Regions from separate parts of the Homo sapiens genome. Here region 2 is linked to region 1. Evidence: chromatin contacts called from ENCODE Hi-C or POLR2A ChIA-PET data. All regions are on one chromosome and are shown on one strand. The core of a region is the stretch at or near the end of the contact, and the rest is flanking DNA. Distances in the headings are between cores, read along the strand shown.

The links. A loop is a pair of places that touch in the nucleus more often than their neighbours do. ChIA-PET counts read pairs that join two places held with the same protein, here RNA polymerase II (POLR2A). Pooled maps may share reads with other maps.
Region 2: a pooled map shows a loop between it and region 1 (2.0-fold over the local background). The contact joins two enhancer-like sites. A Hi-C loop is called at or near these places in 1 of 168 maps with a recorded cell type or tissue (MCF 10A) and 2 of 50 pooled maps. POLR2A ChIA-PET finds 5 or more read pairs at or near these places in 1 of 52 experiments (Caco-2).

What each region holds. Positions count from the first base shown.
Region 1 is chr12:94,071,848-94,079,674 of GRCh38, reverse strand. No RefSeq gene overlaps it. Among named protein-coding and RNA genes, the nearest start is that of PLXNC1, 73 kb to the left of the region's middle. Within about 2 kb of position 4,239, at least 14 of the 41 ENCODE cell types and tissues checked have a DNase peak (open chromatin) inside an H3K27ac peak, as active enhancers do.
Region 2 is chr12:93,844,253-93,852,079 of GRCh38, reverse strand. It overlaps CRADD (CARD and death domain containing adaptor protein), which reads right to left. Exons shown (of 3, transcript NM_003805.5): 3 at 1,324-2,110. The coding sequence ends at 1,809. Among named protein-coding and RNA genes, the nearest start is that of CRADD-AS1, 110 kb to the right of the region's middle. RefSeq lists an enhancer at 3,021-3,120 and a silencer at 4,037-4,086. Within about 2 kb of position 3,224, at least 11 of the 41 ENCODE cell types and tissues checked have a DNase peak (open chromatin) inside an H3K27ac peak, as active enhancers do.

The sequences.
Region 1 (7,827 bases), core at 2,990-5,489:
CCTTATTTACCATATACTCTTGATTCATTAGCATTAAACTCCCAACCAATGGCACTAACTCATGCCTGAAAGAAGCTTATTGAATGCCCATATTTTCTCCATAAGGCACAGCTTTTTGGGCTTAGGAACACTAGACAGCACTTCGGCATTTTGCTTCAGGCAATTTTAAACAGCGAAATCACCAACGAAATGCACAAACGTGAAAAATGTGACGCTAAATATTCTGCGAAAAGGACACATTTATAGTATGAGAGTTGAAACAGGAAGGCAGAGCATTGCCTTGTTTAACCTCAGCTGGGGACAAGTGTATCAGGAGGATCCAGTTTTTTGACACTCTGAACAGGTGCCCATCCAGGAATGACCATGAAAGCACCGTGATTATTGATTTTAGGGTCACAAATGCATTTTAGTGAGTAGGCAAATTTGCAAATACAAAATCTGTGAACAAAGAAGATAGACTCTACTTTAATCCTTTCTTTCCCCACCCACCCCATTCCTCTTCATCAGCAACATTTCAACAATCTCAAGTGTTTGTTAAAACACAAAAACAGCAAAACACTATCTCCCTTTACCTCCTGCTCCCCTCCAATTACTGTCTTATCTCTGTGTCTCCTTAGACAGCATTCTTGCCAGAGGACATCATGCCTCCACCTTGAACTCCTCACTGTCCCCGGGTGGTCTCACCCATTCCCATGGTTTCAAATAGACGAACTATGGGCCAATGACTCAAATCTCAAGTCTTCATCTTGAACTCAAGGCTCATATCTAGCTGCTAACTGCGCATGTCCACTTGAAGGTCCCCACAGGCCTTCAATGTGTCCACATCAAGGTGTCAAAAGCTGAGCTCATTACCTGCCTCTCAAACTTCTGCTTCCTGGATTTCCTGAATTAGTGAGTGGTACCACCTTTCATCCAAGTTAGAAACCTGGAAATGAGATTTTTTTCCTCCCTTTCTCACCTGATCACAGAGTCTGCAGGTCTGCCATTCTAACATCTGTCCATGCCTAATCATTCCCCACTGCCAGTACCTTGACTCTGTCTTCTTTTATCTTTCACCAGAATTATTGCAATAGTTTTCCAGCTTGTCTTTCTGACTTTGATCTTGTCTTTCAACTACTCTCCTGAGAGTGATCTTTCTAAAGCTCAAATCTTATTGTGAAATTGCCCTGCTTAAAGCCTTTCAACAGCTCCTCATTGTCCTCAAGCTAAAATACAAACTCGTTATCATGGTTCTCCATCTTTGTGATCTGTGATCTGAATGGCATTTAGAACTCCTGCTGAATCTCTCACCTCCCGTTTCAGGCCTGGCCCCACCCCTTGGGTTCATCTTGACTGCAGTTTCCTGAAAACACTGCTTGCTCTTGCCCTCAAAACTTCGGAAGAGCTGGTTTCCTCTAAAACTCTCCACATCCTTATCATCCATCTGCAAACCTACTCAGCCAATTTAGATGTTGCTTCCTCCAGGAAGTCCTCCCTGATGTCCCCTATCCCAGATCAGATTTTCTCCTATGTATCTCTTCACCATGCCCTACCTACTCTTATTGCAGCATGTGTCTTGCTGTCTTGTGCTAGGAATCTACCATCTCTCTTTCCACCATTATGCTGAACACTCCTTATGTGTAGGGAACAGATTTTGTTTATCTTTAGGCCCCAGTTCCTAGAAAAGTTCCTGGTATATAATTGACAGTCAATAAATATTGGCTGAGTGAATACGTGCCTGTATCTGGCTCCTATTTTGGACTTCTTTCTCTTGAAGCTCCTTTAAAAACAAAACTACATAAAACAATAAAAGGACATTAAAAATTACTGTCTTTCTGCCAGGCACGGTGGATCACACCTGTAATCTCAGAACTTTGGGAGGCCAAGGCAGGAGGATCAGTTGAGGCCATGAATTCAAGACCAGCCTGGGTAATATGGTGAGACCCTGTCTGTACAAAGAATAAAAAAATTACCTGGGTGTGGTGGATTGTGTCTTAGTCCCAGCTACTCAGGAGGCTGAAGTGGGAGGATTGCTTGAGCCCAGGAGTTTGAGGCTGCAGTGGGCTATGATTGCGTGACTGCACCCCATCCTGCCTGGGTGACAGAGTGAGAACCTGTCTCAACAACAACAACAAAAATACTGTTCTTCATGAAAAGTATTCTAAGTCGGTGGCTTCCTTCACCTAGCCTCATGTCTTTTTCCAAAATAAAAATAACCCTGCTGGGAATGTTAATAGCTAACTTACCGAGCACTTGACTGTGTGCCAGGCACTTTACTATGCCCTTTGCATGTATAAATCATTTAATCTTCATGACAACCCTACAACTAGGTGTTACCCTTGTCCCTGTTTTACAGGTGAAGAAGCTGAAGAACAGAGTAATTTGCCTAAGGTCATAAGTCTCATACATGGTAGAATGTCCATTAATACTATCAATCCAACCAACACTACATAGATAGAAAACAATGTTTTATTCTTGTGAGAGCTTAAGAACCTGAAATTGTCCAACTGCTCAGAAATTGACTGGCTAGCTGTATTTGGACAGGGGAACTTGTATATTTCTGGGTCCTTTAGGTATTATGATGATTCTAATTCCTTTTCTCTTTCTCTTTGTGAATTCTTACAATAAGGGGCTGAGTTCCTGGGAAGTGGACCCAATAGTGCCAGGAATCTGATAGCATGTTCAGAACCAGCGTGTGCAAACATCCCCCAGAGGCCAGCTGGCTGAGAAATTCTGCTGCCACTGCTCTCTTGCTAATTTATTTTCCATTCACCTTGATCCCTTGTCCTGTAGAAATGTATTTGGGCACAACTAAAAGCCTCTTTCTTCTCACATCTTATTATATTTTTTCCACTTTGTGCCCCACCTGTTTTGACTCAGAGCTGCATGAGGAACCTGGGATTCTCAGGAGATGAGAATCCCAGGTTCCTCTATGGATGAGTGTAATAGTAGCTGTAGTAGTAGTAGGTGTAATAGTGTAATAGTAGGTGCCGTTTATTGAACACTTACTGTGTGCCAGCCACAAGAATTCCTTATAATTATTGAATTTAGTCCTATTGAAGTAGGTATGAGTATCCATTTTAGAGGTGAGGAACCCAAGCCTCAGATGGCTGAAGCGAGCTGCACCACATCTGTATTAGTTCCCCTTGCTGCTGTAACAAATAACACAAATTTAGTGGCTCATAACAATGCAAATTTATTCTTATGATTCTGGAGGTCAGAAGTTCAAAATCAGTCTCAATGGGCTAAAGTCAAGCCTGTGCAGGACTGTTCTTTCTGAAGGATCTAAAGGAGGATGTTTCCTCTCCCTTTTTCAGCTTCTAGAGGCCACTGCATTTTTTGTATTCCTTCCTCACACCATTCCAACCTCCACTTCCATCATCACATCTTCTCTAACTCTGACTCCCCTGCCTCTCTTCGAAGGACCCTTGTGATTATATCTGGGCCATCCAGATAATCTAGGATAATCTCCTCAACTCAAGATCTTTAATGTAATTACATCTGCAAAGTCTCTTTTTCTGTGTAAAGTAATCTATTTATAGGTTCCAAAGGATTGAGACGTGAAGCTCTTTGGGGGACTATTATTCAGCCTACCATACCATAAAGCAGAACTAACATTCCACTAGAAAGCCTACAGCCTTCAAAAGTGATTTTTCTTTAGTGAAGCCCTCTAAACGTATTAAATTCTATTAAATACAAGTCCCAGGTTTGGAAGGGGCCATGTGTTTTGCCTCTATATCTTCTGCAGCTAGAACAGGAATTCTTAGCACTGGCTATATGTTAGAATCACCTGGAGAACTTTTAAAACCTACTTAAGCTAGGATCTACATAAGATCAATTAAAATCAGAATCACTGGAGGTGGGGCTTGAACACTTGGCAGGTTAGAGCATGTCTCCAGGTAGTTCTAATAGGCAGCTAGCTTTGAGACCCATCATGCCAGAGAGAACTGCTGGCAAACGCTTACAACATGCCATGTTCTGGGTCCAAGGAGGAAAAGCTTGGCTATAAAGATGAATGGCAAGAAAATAAACTGGGAAAGCCATTTGTCCCTGGTTTAGTATCCTTGCTTGTGCCATTTCCTAGTTGCATGAGCTAGAGCAAGTTACTTGATTTCTCTGGTCTTTTTTCCATTACTAATAGCTCCCAAAAGTTGTGCAATGACTAACTGAGATCATGAATGAAGAGCCCTTAGCTGAGTGCTGTTAGGTCCCAATAGAGGGCAGTGCAGCCTTTTTTGCATCCCGCCCCCACCCAGCCTTCGGAACAGAGGTTCCTAATAATAGAATTCTCTTGGCTTTAATTTTCCAGCTCAGAGAAGATTAAATTTGCCTCCTTCTTGGTTATGTCTGACTTTCACTTCCTTCTTGGTGTTTTTCTCCACATCTCCCATCTGGGGGTCCTTCCGCACCTTTTAATCATGCTGAGTCTAGGGGGCAGCTGGAAAGACTTCTGATCTTCCAGGCTGCTTTCAGAAGGTCCCAGAATTCCCAGGATGTTACTAGGGTTTCTTGATTGATGTCAAGCAATTAAGCTGTAAACTGCAAAGGGTGACTTTCCTCCCTTAGAAGGAAATCGCTCATGGTATGTGGTTGGGGATGGAGAGCTGAGTTTTCCTTTGGGCTGATACAGTGAGAAGTCTAAAACATGGATGTGGTGGAGAAATGTTTTTAATGGAAAGAGTTCCCAGGGTTGGAAGGAAATGGAAGGAAGCGGCCAAGCTACTTCCTAGTACTGATTTGCTAATGTTGATAGTGCTTGGTGCTTCTTCTAATTCTTTGCTGCCCTCCTTTGCTTCTCCTAGTTCTTGAAGGTATTAGGAAGGGCAAAAGAGATGGAGATGATTCAGCAATTGGAACCGAGCACATTTGGCCCAGCAGGCTGTGCCTCTGACTGTGGGGCCAGGTTAATAGCATTAATGAAAAGCGTTCCCAATTGAGCGAGGGAGCAGGGCTCTGGCAAGGCCACTTTCCATTAGGGACTGCCAAAGCTGATGTCACTGGGAACTTTTCATTTTTCTCTCTCCCTCTAACTTTTTTTAGATGCAGAATGATGGAATAATTCTACTGTCTTGTTTTGCCAAACTTGTTTCTCATCATTCAGGTATATCTGTTTTTCACAAAGTCTATTGTATTACCCAATTCAGTTTTTAAAGATTATTTCTATGTCCCAGCCCACTGCCAACGAGTCAGCAGGCATTTAGCAGACACCCGCTTTGGCTGGGTAGTGAGGTGGAATAACGAAGGGTGCCCAGGCTTGGCGCCTGACGCACAATCATATTGGGAATGTCAGATTCATACGCACAGAATAACGTGGGTAGATGACTGTTAGGAGCGCCCTGAGCAGCGGGAGGTCAGTGAGAACTCTGGTCAGGAAAGACAGCGTGGAGGAGGGGAGCTTTGAGGGAGGGCATTTCAGATGGGGAGACAACATTGGTGGGGGTGGGCAGAGTGAGTCCGGGGGAGTTAGGAAAACAAAAGTAATAATGGCAAAAATAAGAATGTTAACTAGCTGTCCATGCAGGTACCTTGGGCCCCAGATATATAGATCACCTCAGCACAAGCACATGCTCCACACTTTTCTCAAGGTTTCTGTGTCTCCCAGGTGAGGGAGTGTTGCTTTTCTAAAATCACCCCGGGCTCCAGGCTCAGGCTTTTGCACGCCGCATCTCTGTTCCAACTCATTCTAGGGGCCAGAGAAATGTCTGATGATCATGGCATCCAAGTATGGCCTCTTTGCCGATAGCACTTGGTTCTCTCTCTCTCTCTCTCTCTCTGTCTCTCTCTCTCTCTCTCTCAAGATCCTTGGGAGAAATCTCTGGTCATTTCACAATAGACCACAGGATCAGAGAAGAAAAGGAGTCGTGTTTTTTAAGAAACAAATCTCCAAGTGCTGCTGGTCGTTCTTGGAAATCCCCTGCCCTCTTCCTCTGCCACATGCTCAATTTATTCCAAATGGTTCTGGAGCATCTATGTATCTATAAAGCTTACTGTACTTTTAAATGGATGGAGAAATGCCCAGCTGAAAACTTCGGGAGTGGATGACCAGCTGGTGGGCCTATTATCTGGGCTAAAGAGATTGCAGGCTGAGGATATGGAAACCCCCACTGCCCATCTGGCTTGTGGAAGCATCTGAGTCCTGCTGAGTCAATGTGCCGTAAGAACTTCAGGTCCTGCTTCAACCAGAACAGGCTGTCCCCTGGGCGCTCACCCAGATTGTTACGGCAGGTACAATTGCTGATTTGGCCCTAGTGATGGGTTGGCTGTGGGAGAGGAGCCTGGGTCAGAAATGCTGGCATTGAAAAGCAGTGAGTCCTCAGCTTCGTGGCATTTAGTAAAGTACCAAGAAAAGCCAAGACTGGGTGTTCTGGGGGCATAGGAGACAGGTGGAAAGAACATTAGAAATTTATCTTTAGACAAAAGACTCTACATTAAAAATGTCCCTTCAGAAGGGACGTGTGTAACAATTTATATTGCCTATTTAAAATTCTGTCAAGTGGCCTTACCCAGCTATTTTTAATGGAACACAATGTGCCACCCATTGGGAATATTCAAACATGATGGATAAGGCCAGTCATTTATATTATAGGTTGGCACCTATGTGAATGCCAAGAATCTATGGGCACTTAAATAATTATCCTTTATCTTCTTTTTTTTATCCCATCAAACTTAGTTCCTGGACCAGCAGCTCCAAACTTTATTATGCTTAATAATCACTTGGCTGGTTGGGAGGTGGGGAGGGAGAGACTTGGGCTGAGGTAGGACCCAGAATTCAGTATTTCATTAAGCAACCTTAGGTGATTCTGATGAGGGAAGTCCACGAACCACACTTTGGGACACAGTGGAAGGCGAGTGGGATTATGGCTTATGCATTTGAATTTAATAAATATTGTAATTCATGACCTATGACACCTTAATTCCCATGCTTTCTCTAATTTGATCCTCCTAATAACTCCATGAGGTACAGGGTCAGATGCTGTTATTTGTATTTTGTAGTCAAAGACTCTAAAGTTCAGAGAGGTAGTGATCTGTGATTGACAGCTAGTAGAGACCCAGGTGTTCAGGCTCCTCGTGCAGTGCTCTGGCAGCCCCTCCTGCCCCTCTTTCAAGCCCCACGTGGTCTACTGTGTGATGTGCTCAACATTTCTTCCCATTTCATTGTTTATGTGCTAAATTATGGGAGGGGGAGAGGAAAAGTTTCCCTATTCTAGTGTTCTAGAACTAAATCTTAGCTAGAGTGAGAGGGTGCTTAATAAATGTTAAAAGGTCTAGTCAGTTTAGTCTGGGGAAAAAGATGTATTAAGCCAGGTGAGAAGAGGGGCTCTGGATCACAAGGCTCCTACTTGAAAGGGGGCAATACCAAATAAAATCACTTAAGCCAGGAGCAGTGGCTCACACCTGCAATCCCCTCACTTTGGGAGGCCGAGGCGGGAGAATCGCTTGAGGCCAGGAGTTTGAGACCAGCCTGGGCAAAATAGTGAGACCCTCTCTCTGCAAAAAATACACAAAAATTAGCCAGGTGTGTGCCTGTAGTCCCAGCTACTCGGGAGGCTGAGGTGGGAGAATTGCTTGAGCCTGGGAGGTCAAAGCTACAGTGAGCCATGATCGAGGCTACAGTGAGCCATGATCACACCACTGTACTTCAGCCTGGGCAACAGAGTGAGACCCTGTCTCAGAAAAAAGAAAAAGTAATTGAAAGAACTGCCGCCCACACACCCACAGTCACACACAAGACCATACCCCAACTCAGGAACTGTCAGACTCTTAGAAAAGAGTCTAATGGTCGAAGAAAACTTTTCTCAAATGAGACCAAGCATAATTAAAATGTTGGAAAGTGACATGCTATTCCCA
Region 2 (7,827 bases), core at 1,975-4,474, 230 kb after region 1:
GAATTTTATAAGATAATGAATTATTGGCTGGGCTACAAAATGAAAAATTTGAACTGATAAGGCCAGTAGACTATCCTTTTGAACCGAATTCACTGGAAGAATAAACTGTGGCATAGCAGCTCTTTTTTAGTAACAGGAATATGGTTACAAGATGCCTGAAAGGATGTTATCCACACACTATTGTCATCTTTTTAAGTACCCACTTCGTGCTCAATTCTACCATTCCATAAATTTATTCTTGGAATGGAGAGAAATAAAAAACATGATTTTTTTCTCCCTTTTGAAAAATCCTGAGTTATGTTAGAATTAGGAAACAGATTCCGTAATTATTAAGAAGGATAGATCACAGACTGGCCCCATTGTAAAGTTTATAAAATCAAATCCCATTTTAAAGCTTAGTAAGAAATGTGGCAATAGTAGCTCCTCCCACAGTGCCCTCAGCTTTCAGCCACTATTCAGCTTTGCCTGTGGTCTAACCATACCTTCAGCCACAGTGGCGGCAAATTAACAGCTACCATTTCCTGAAAGCTGACAATGAGCTGCATCTGGATGTGCTGTTGGCGGACATTATTGCTTTAATCATCACAAAGACCTCAGAGGTGAGTACAATCATTTCCCCATTCTGCCAATGAGGAAACTGAGGTGTAGAGAGGGTAAGTAACTTGTCCAAGGCCATACACCTAGTAGGCGGGGAGCAGGATTCAAGCTTCTTCAATGAGCATGCAAGAGAGAAGGGGAGGAGCCCTGTGGAGCAGTTGGAAAGGCTCAGGAGCCGGCACCCAACCTCATTCACCCTGGGCCAATCACTCAATCTCTGTACAGAAGGAGGTGAACCACCTTGCCCACTGCCCCACAGCATTGCTGAGAGGTCCAAATGAGATCACATACAGGAAAAGCCGTGAAAACAGTAAAGCATTCTATAAACACCATGTGCTATTGATAAAAGGACAGAAGACTAAATCATACTCCTTAGGAGCACAACACTTCAGTCATTCTGGCTTCAATGGAAAGACCACACCCCCTCTCGTCCCCTGACTTAATGCTTTCAATAAACAGCACAGGATTTTCTCGAGCGATCTTTTAAAGATGAAGGGCTCGGGTATGCATGCTGGTCCTTGAACTGGTCTTTGCAGGGAGCTTTAGTGTCTTACAATATTTAATACAGACATCCTGCCTGAGCTATTTATCCTGACTTGGGAAAGTAACCATTTCACTGTTACTATTAATTCTGTTCCAAAAAGAAAAAAAAGACTATTGTAATTTTACACCCTTAATCTATGCAACACAGGAATGAGAAAGAAAAAAAAAAACCCAACACGGTACTTTCTCATGAGTGAGGCACATTATATATAGTAATTCGCATTTTATTATTTTATCATTATGAATAGTAAAGTCCACAGTTCAGTCCTCAGACAACATTCAGGTAAATGTTTTACATATGAGACACCTGCCTGTAATGTGATGACATGAGATATATATATGGATATATATATATATGGATATATATTTTGAACCACTGTGATTTACTAGTCTATTAAAATGCCATTACACATTTAAAAACTGAACAATTACAACAATGCAATCTTCAAGCAATTAAAAACAAAGAATTGTTGAGCCAACATGGGAGATCTGCTGAGTAATCTGGCCTTTCAAGTAATGTCTAGTGGAAACCCTGTTTTCTCCTTCCATCTGAAGATCATCAAAAATAAAAAACAAACCTACACAAAAAACCACCTGCTCTGAGTGAAAGTCAGGATTCAGCCCACATGACTCAGGGACACACTCCCCAGCGGTTGCTGGAGGCACCATCACTCCAACATGTGCAGGAGCAGCGAGGGGTCCACCTCCACAGCCCGCAGCCCGTTGTGCAGGCTCTGGAAGGTGGCCTGCTTCCCGAAGCGCTGCCGCCAACGGATGAAGGCCTCCACCACCTGCGACTGCACGTTGTGGGGGTGGTTGGCCTTACAGCGGTAGATATCCGTCTGGGACAGTCCCAGAGACAGCACCATGGGCTCCCACTCAGGGCCCAGCCTCTGGGCCAGCTGGTTAATCTGCCGGTCTGATGGGGAGCTGTTGAGGATGTGCGAGGGGATCCCAGTCAATCTGTCACCTGAGGAGGAAAAAGACACCCCGGTGAAATGAGCAAGGCAACAAACACATCATTTGGGGGCAGAAATGAGAATCGTGGGGAGAAGAAGGCAATGCTTCCAAATGGCAGAGCCAATTGGCTCTTGTCTTCTTCCTGGGGGCTGCTCTGTACAACGCCATGATTCAGGGCTTCAATGCTGTTAAGTATCTGTGAAAATGTTTTTACAGAAACTTTTTTTTTTTTTTTTTTTGAGACGGTGTTTCACTCTGTCACCCAGGCTGGAGAGCAATGGCATGATGTTGGCTCACTACAAACTCCACCTCCTGGGTTGAAGTGATTCTCCTGTTTCAGCCTCCCAAGTAGCTGGGATTACAGGCAACTGCCACCATGCCCAGCTAATTTTTGTATTTTTAGCAGAGACAGGGTTTCACCATGTTGGCCAGGCTGGTCTTGAACTCCTGACCTCAGGTGATCCACCTGCCTTGGCCTCCCAAAGTGCTAGGATTACAGGCGTGAGCCACAGCACCCTGCCTGTTACAGAAACTTTGAAAGCAACAAAATAAAAATAACTAGAAATCCCACCAGAAAAACTCATTGATAATAACTAGTCTATTTTCTTTGATATATAAAACACACATGAAGGGTTACCTCGTACATGCTGCTTTGTAACAGGCTTTTTTCACTTCTATCCCTTTTACTCAAGGCCAGGCAAGGCATTCTGGGGGAATTCAAGAATGGCTGCACAGACCCCAGCTCCCTCTGGCACTGTCTGTGGCCTTAGTGATGGGGCCTGTTCCAAGGCTGGGAATGCCCCTCCCTGCAGGAAAGGCACGTGCTAGAGGACAAAGGCTAAACCAAACAGCTACCCTCGCCGATGAGGTTGAACTTGAAATATTACCGAGAAAACGTGTAGCTGCTAACAGAAGCCAGAGCCAAGAGGGCTGCTGAGAACAAAATAAACCTAAGAGGCCATAGGGTAGCAGGAAGGGAAGAGAGCGGGGTTTGTTCATAGCAGAGGCCACAAGAGTGGAGTTACCGTTCTGGCAGAGCCCAGAAGAGGAACAGGAAGTATGAGACGGGGCAACGAGGAAATCTGACCTTACACTTCCTGAACTAGATTCTTATTTGCCTGAGGCCAGTCTGCTAAGAAGCATGACATTGAGTGAATGGTTATAAATGTGCCCAGCAAAACCAGTGAGCAGTGCCTTTGGTTATACAGAGGAGCTCCTAACTTCATTAGGGAAGGCCTTCCAGGGGAAGGAGGCTAAAGCTAAGCCCTGAACACTAGGAGGAGGAGCTGGGTGATGAAGGAGGAACAGGGCGTGGCGCATCTCGAGAAGAGAGAATTGCATGTGCAAAGGCCCAGAGGCAGGAGAATCGCAATGGAGGAAGTGAAAGGCACTCACAGCAGCCAAGTGCAGAGATTGAGACGGACTCCAAACATCCAAAGTCATTTGCTAGGTTCAGACATTTGTTTGACAGCACAGTACACTATACTCCCATCCATCAGCATCACAGGGATTCAGGTCAGTCTACTTCATGCTCATCAGTCCACTATTGTGTTTTGATTTATGATTCAATAAGAAGGCAAAGGCACCTTATTACAAGAGCTGATGTTTTCCACAGCCCATGTCTTTGGCCTCTGGGCAGCGGCCAGCACCTTAGAGATGAGTTGCAAAAATATTGTCAAGGGCTCTTTCTGGTGTTTGTCAACACTACAATTTAAAAAACAATGACTATGACGCAATTAGAATACTGATGACACTACTGATCAATAGTTGAGATTAACAGCAATGATTTTACGGCTTGTATAAAAACATAGGCTCATTAAAAAAAAAATAAAGCAACAGAAAACAGCGCAAAGAAGAAAAGAAATCATCCAATATCCCGCTATTGTGTTTACAGTTGGTGACCATCATTCTGGATATCTCTGTATGCACATACACTGGTAGAAGGCTAGATAGAGGGTAATGGGTTCATTTAAAATGATAACATATGACCTTTTCTTTCCAGTAAGAGCTATGTAATTTTGTTTGGATGTAACAGAAGAAAAAGCAGAAGTGAAACAAAATGACATTCTGACCAGCGGTTACAAGTTAACATACTTGAAAACATACACACACACAATTTAATGCACAGAAAAAAGTTACGAAAACTCAAGGGTTAACTGCATGTTTTTATAGAAATACTCTATAATTACTTTACATTTCCTCTCCACTTCCTCACACTTGATTTTTTTTCACTTACATAATTTTTATTTTGCCAGATGCCTAATAGTTATACATTTCTTTAACAATCATCCATGCCCCCTTGCCCCATTGTTTAGTCCTAAGGTGGCATTGTAATGGTTGAATGCTCACCAGTGTTTTGTTGTTGTTGCTGTTGTTACTGTTCTTCATCTGTGGCTTTTCTACTCCTGGGTCTGTTCTTCTGATTTGAGTCATTTGGGTCAATTTCATCACAGGGAGGTTTTTTTTTTTTTTTTTTTTTTTCAAGCAATGCTCATGACTGCCATAGTCTCTTGACTTCTTTCAGGTCAAGGCATCCTGCTTATTGCCTTCACTGGAATAATAACTTAATATTTAGAGAACAATTTTATATTATTTTTATCTTTTTATATTCTTAACAGTATAATATAAAATTATATTCATAATTTTAAATTATATTATTTAAATAATGTTATTTCCCTTAAAAGTTTGTAGACCTTGTTCGTACTTTATGGTAGGGGTTGCTGATGTGGAGAATTCTGATACCAACTTAGTCATCCAGTATTTTGTGTAACTTGCTTTTCCTGTCTGAGGTCTAAATACTGAAACTTTAGACCAGGGTATATGTTATCCATTCTACATCTGCACTTTCAGATATGTGGCATAACCTTCTTTTTTTCTGAGACGGAGTCTCGCTCTGTCATCCAGGCTGGAGTGCAGTGGCGTGATCTCAGCTCACTGCAAGCTCTGCCTCCTGGGTTCATGCCATTCTTCTGCCTCAGTCTCCGGAGCAGCTGGGACTACAGGTGCCTACTACCATGCCTGGCTAATTTTTTTTTGTATTTTTAGTAGAGATGGGGTTTCACTGTGTTAGCCAGGATGGTCTCGATCTCCTGACCTTGTGATCCGCCTGCCTCAGCCTCCCAGAGTGCTGGGACTACAGGCGTGAGCCACTGTGCCTGGCTGGCATAACCTTCTAACCAAAGATTCAGTTGTTTCTTCCTTTTGGGAAAATCTTCCTGGGTCACATGGTTGCATTCTTTTCTTGCTCCATATGCTGGATGGCTGTGCCTCTCCTCCATGGCTGTTATATTGTCCTTATTGCTTTAATCCCCTCCTTGGGATTATCTCACTCTTTGATTTTCAGCTATGTCCATCGTGTGTGTGTGTGTGTGTGTGTGTGTGTGTGTGTGTGTGTGTGTTCTGGTTTTAACGTTGTATTGTGTTTTTGTTCTTTATTTCTTTTCTTGGCTCTATCTTTTAAAAAATCCATTCCACTTCACACTCATTAGGAGAGCTACTATCAAAACAAAACAAAACAAAACAAAAAACAGTAAGTCCCAAATGTTGGCAAGGGTGTGGAGAAATTGGAACCCTTGTGCACTATTGGTGGGAATGGAAAATGGTGCAGGTGCTGTGGAAAACAGTATGGCAGTTCCTCAAAAATTTAAAAATAGAATTAGCATATGATCCAGCAATCCCACTTCTGGGTATATACTCAAAAGAATTGAATGCAGGGACTCAAAGAGAAATTCGTACACCTATGTTCATAGCAGCGTTATTCACAATAGCCAAAGGTGGAAGCAAACTGAGTATCCACTGGATGAATGGATACGCAAAATGTCAGAGACATACAATAGAATATTATTCAGCCTTAAAAAGGATGGAAATTCTGACACATGATCCAACATGGATGAATCTTGAGGACATTACACTAAGTAAAATAAGCCAGTCACAAAAGGACAAATACTTTCTGATTCTATTCATATGAGGTACTTGGAGTTGTCGAATTCAGATACAGAAAGCAGAATGCTGGTTGCCAGGGGGTGGGGGAGGGAGAAATGGGGAATTATTGTTTAATGGGTACAGAGTTCCAGTTTTGAAAGATGAAGACTTTTGGAGATTGGTTATAAAACAATGTGAAGGTACTTAACACAACTGAATTGTACATTTAAAAATGGTTACAATGGCAAATTCTATGTTATGTACATTTTACCACAATTAAAAATAAAAATTAAAAGAATCCCATTGTTGTTTTATCATGATGACATCTTGAGTTTTTGTTTCTACTCAATTGATGCTGAGTCTTTCTATAGCATAAAATACTTGTGAGGTTGAGTTTTCTAGGACTGGGTTTTCTTATAGACCAGATTGGTTGTATGTTTATTTTTGCAAGCTGTGTTCCTTTCTTTTCTTTATTAAAAATATATATATATATATTTAATAGAGACAGGGTCTTGCTGTGTTGCCCAGGCTGGTCTCAAACTCCTGGCCTCAACTGATCCTCGTGACCCAGCCTCCCAAAGTTTTGGGATTACAGGTGTGAACCACTGTGCTCAGCCAACAAGCTGTGCTCCTCTCTTGCATTCCTCTGCTGCAGCATTTCACAGAACAGTCATGACACTCACTGCCATCTTGTTCATACTTATAACGTGAACATCTCTGTCCAGAACTGCTCTTTGCTCTCCCAGAGCAAGCTGATGTATCTTTTGACACTCTCCTCACTTTATAGGGAACCAGGTGTCGTTCTACCTCTGAGCTACAACTTTAGGTTGGCTGCTGCTTTCCATGAACACTTCTGCCATGGAGGAGAGGCAGGAGTCATGAGGCCTGTCCTTGGGGGCTCTATACTCTGTCCTCTTTTGGAGGGGAGTTAAATGTCTTAGACCAGGGCCCACTCTGCCAAACCAGGGCAGACTCACTCCTATGGTCTCTTTCCTGTAACTCAACACAGAGACTAGGAGATGGCCTCCCCAGGTGCCTTCCTAACTCTGCCAAGGGTTTTGTTTTTTGTTTTTTGTTTTTTTAACTTTTACCAAGTCTATCCACTCACCTCCTCAACCAGCTGCTTCCCATATTGATCTGTATTAGGAGGAACCCTCAGGAACTGGTCCTCTCGCCTTCCTTTTCCAGTACTGCTTCTGAGGGGCTACGGTGGGGTGCACCCTTCCTTGCCTGCCACTTTTCAAAGTGGTTGAAATAAAGCTGTAATTGTTTTTTGTTTGTTTGCTTGCTGCAAGAGCCTGTGGGGCTGGGTTTGATTTTGTTTCTAACTGCATTTTCGTTCTGTTGGTTGGGTGTTGGGAAGGGAGTGTCTGTGTTTCTGCTATACTCTGTCATCCTTCTCTCTCATTCTTGGCCAACATGAATGCAACATATGCTTCGAGCCAATTATTTGGAAGTAAGGACAGAGTTTGCTCTGATTCTTCCACACTTTCAGGGTCACTTAGCCCTTGTAAATAGGGCCACATAACTGGGAGATGGCCAGCAGTCTGTGGACACAGGCCGGAGCAAAGGTAATTGGCACATAAGCACCACCCCACCAAGCAGATCAAGCCTTTCCAAATGGACATCTTTGCACATATAGAGAGGCAATCACAGCTGTTTGTGCTGTCTGACCTCTATCAGGGACAGTATCCTCATGAGACCCGTTCAGTTCGTGAATTCTGCTGAACACAAGGTTACTTAAAAATGAGAGTCCCAAGGATGTCAACTCTCAAGGATATACTACATAAAATCAGGTCAAGCCAT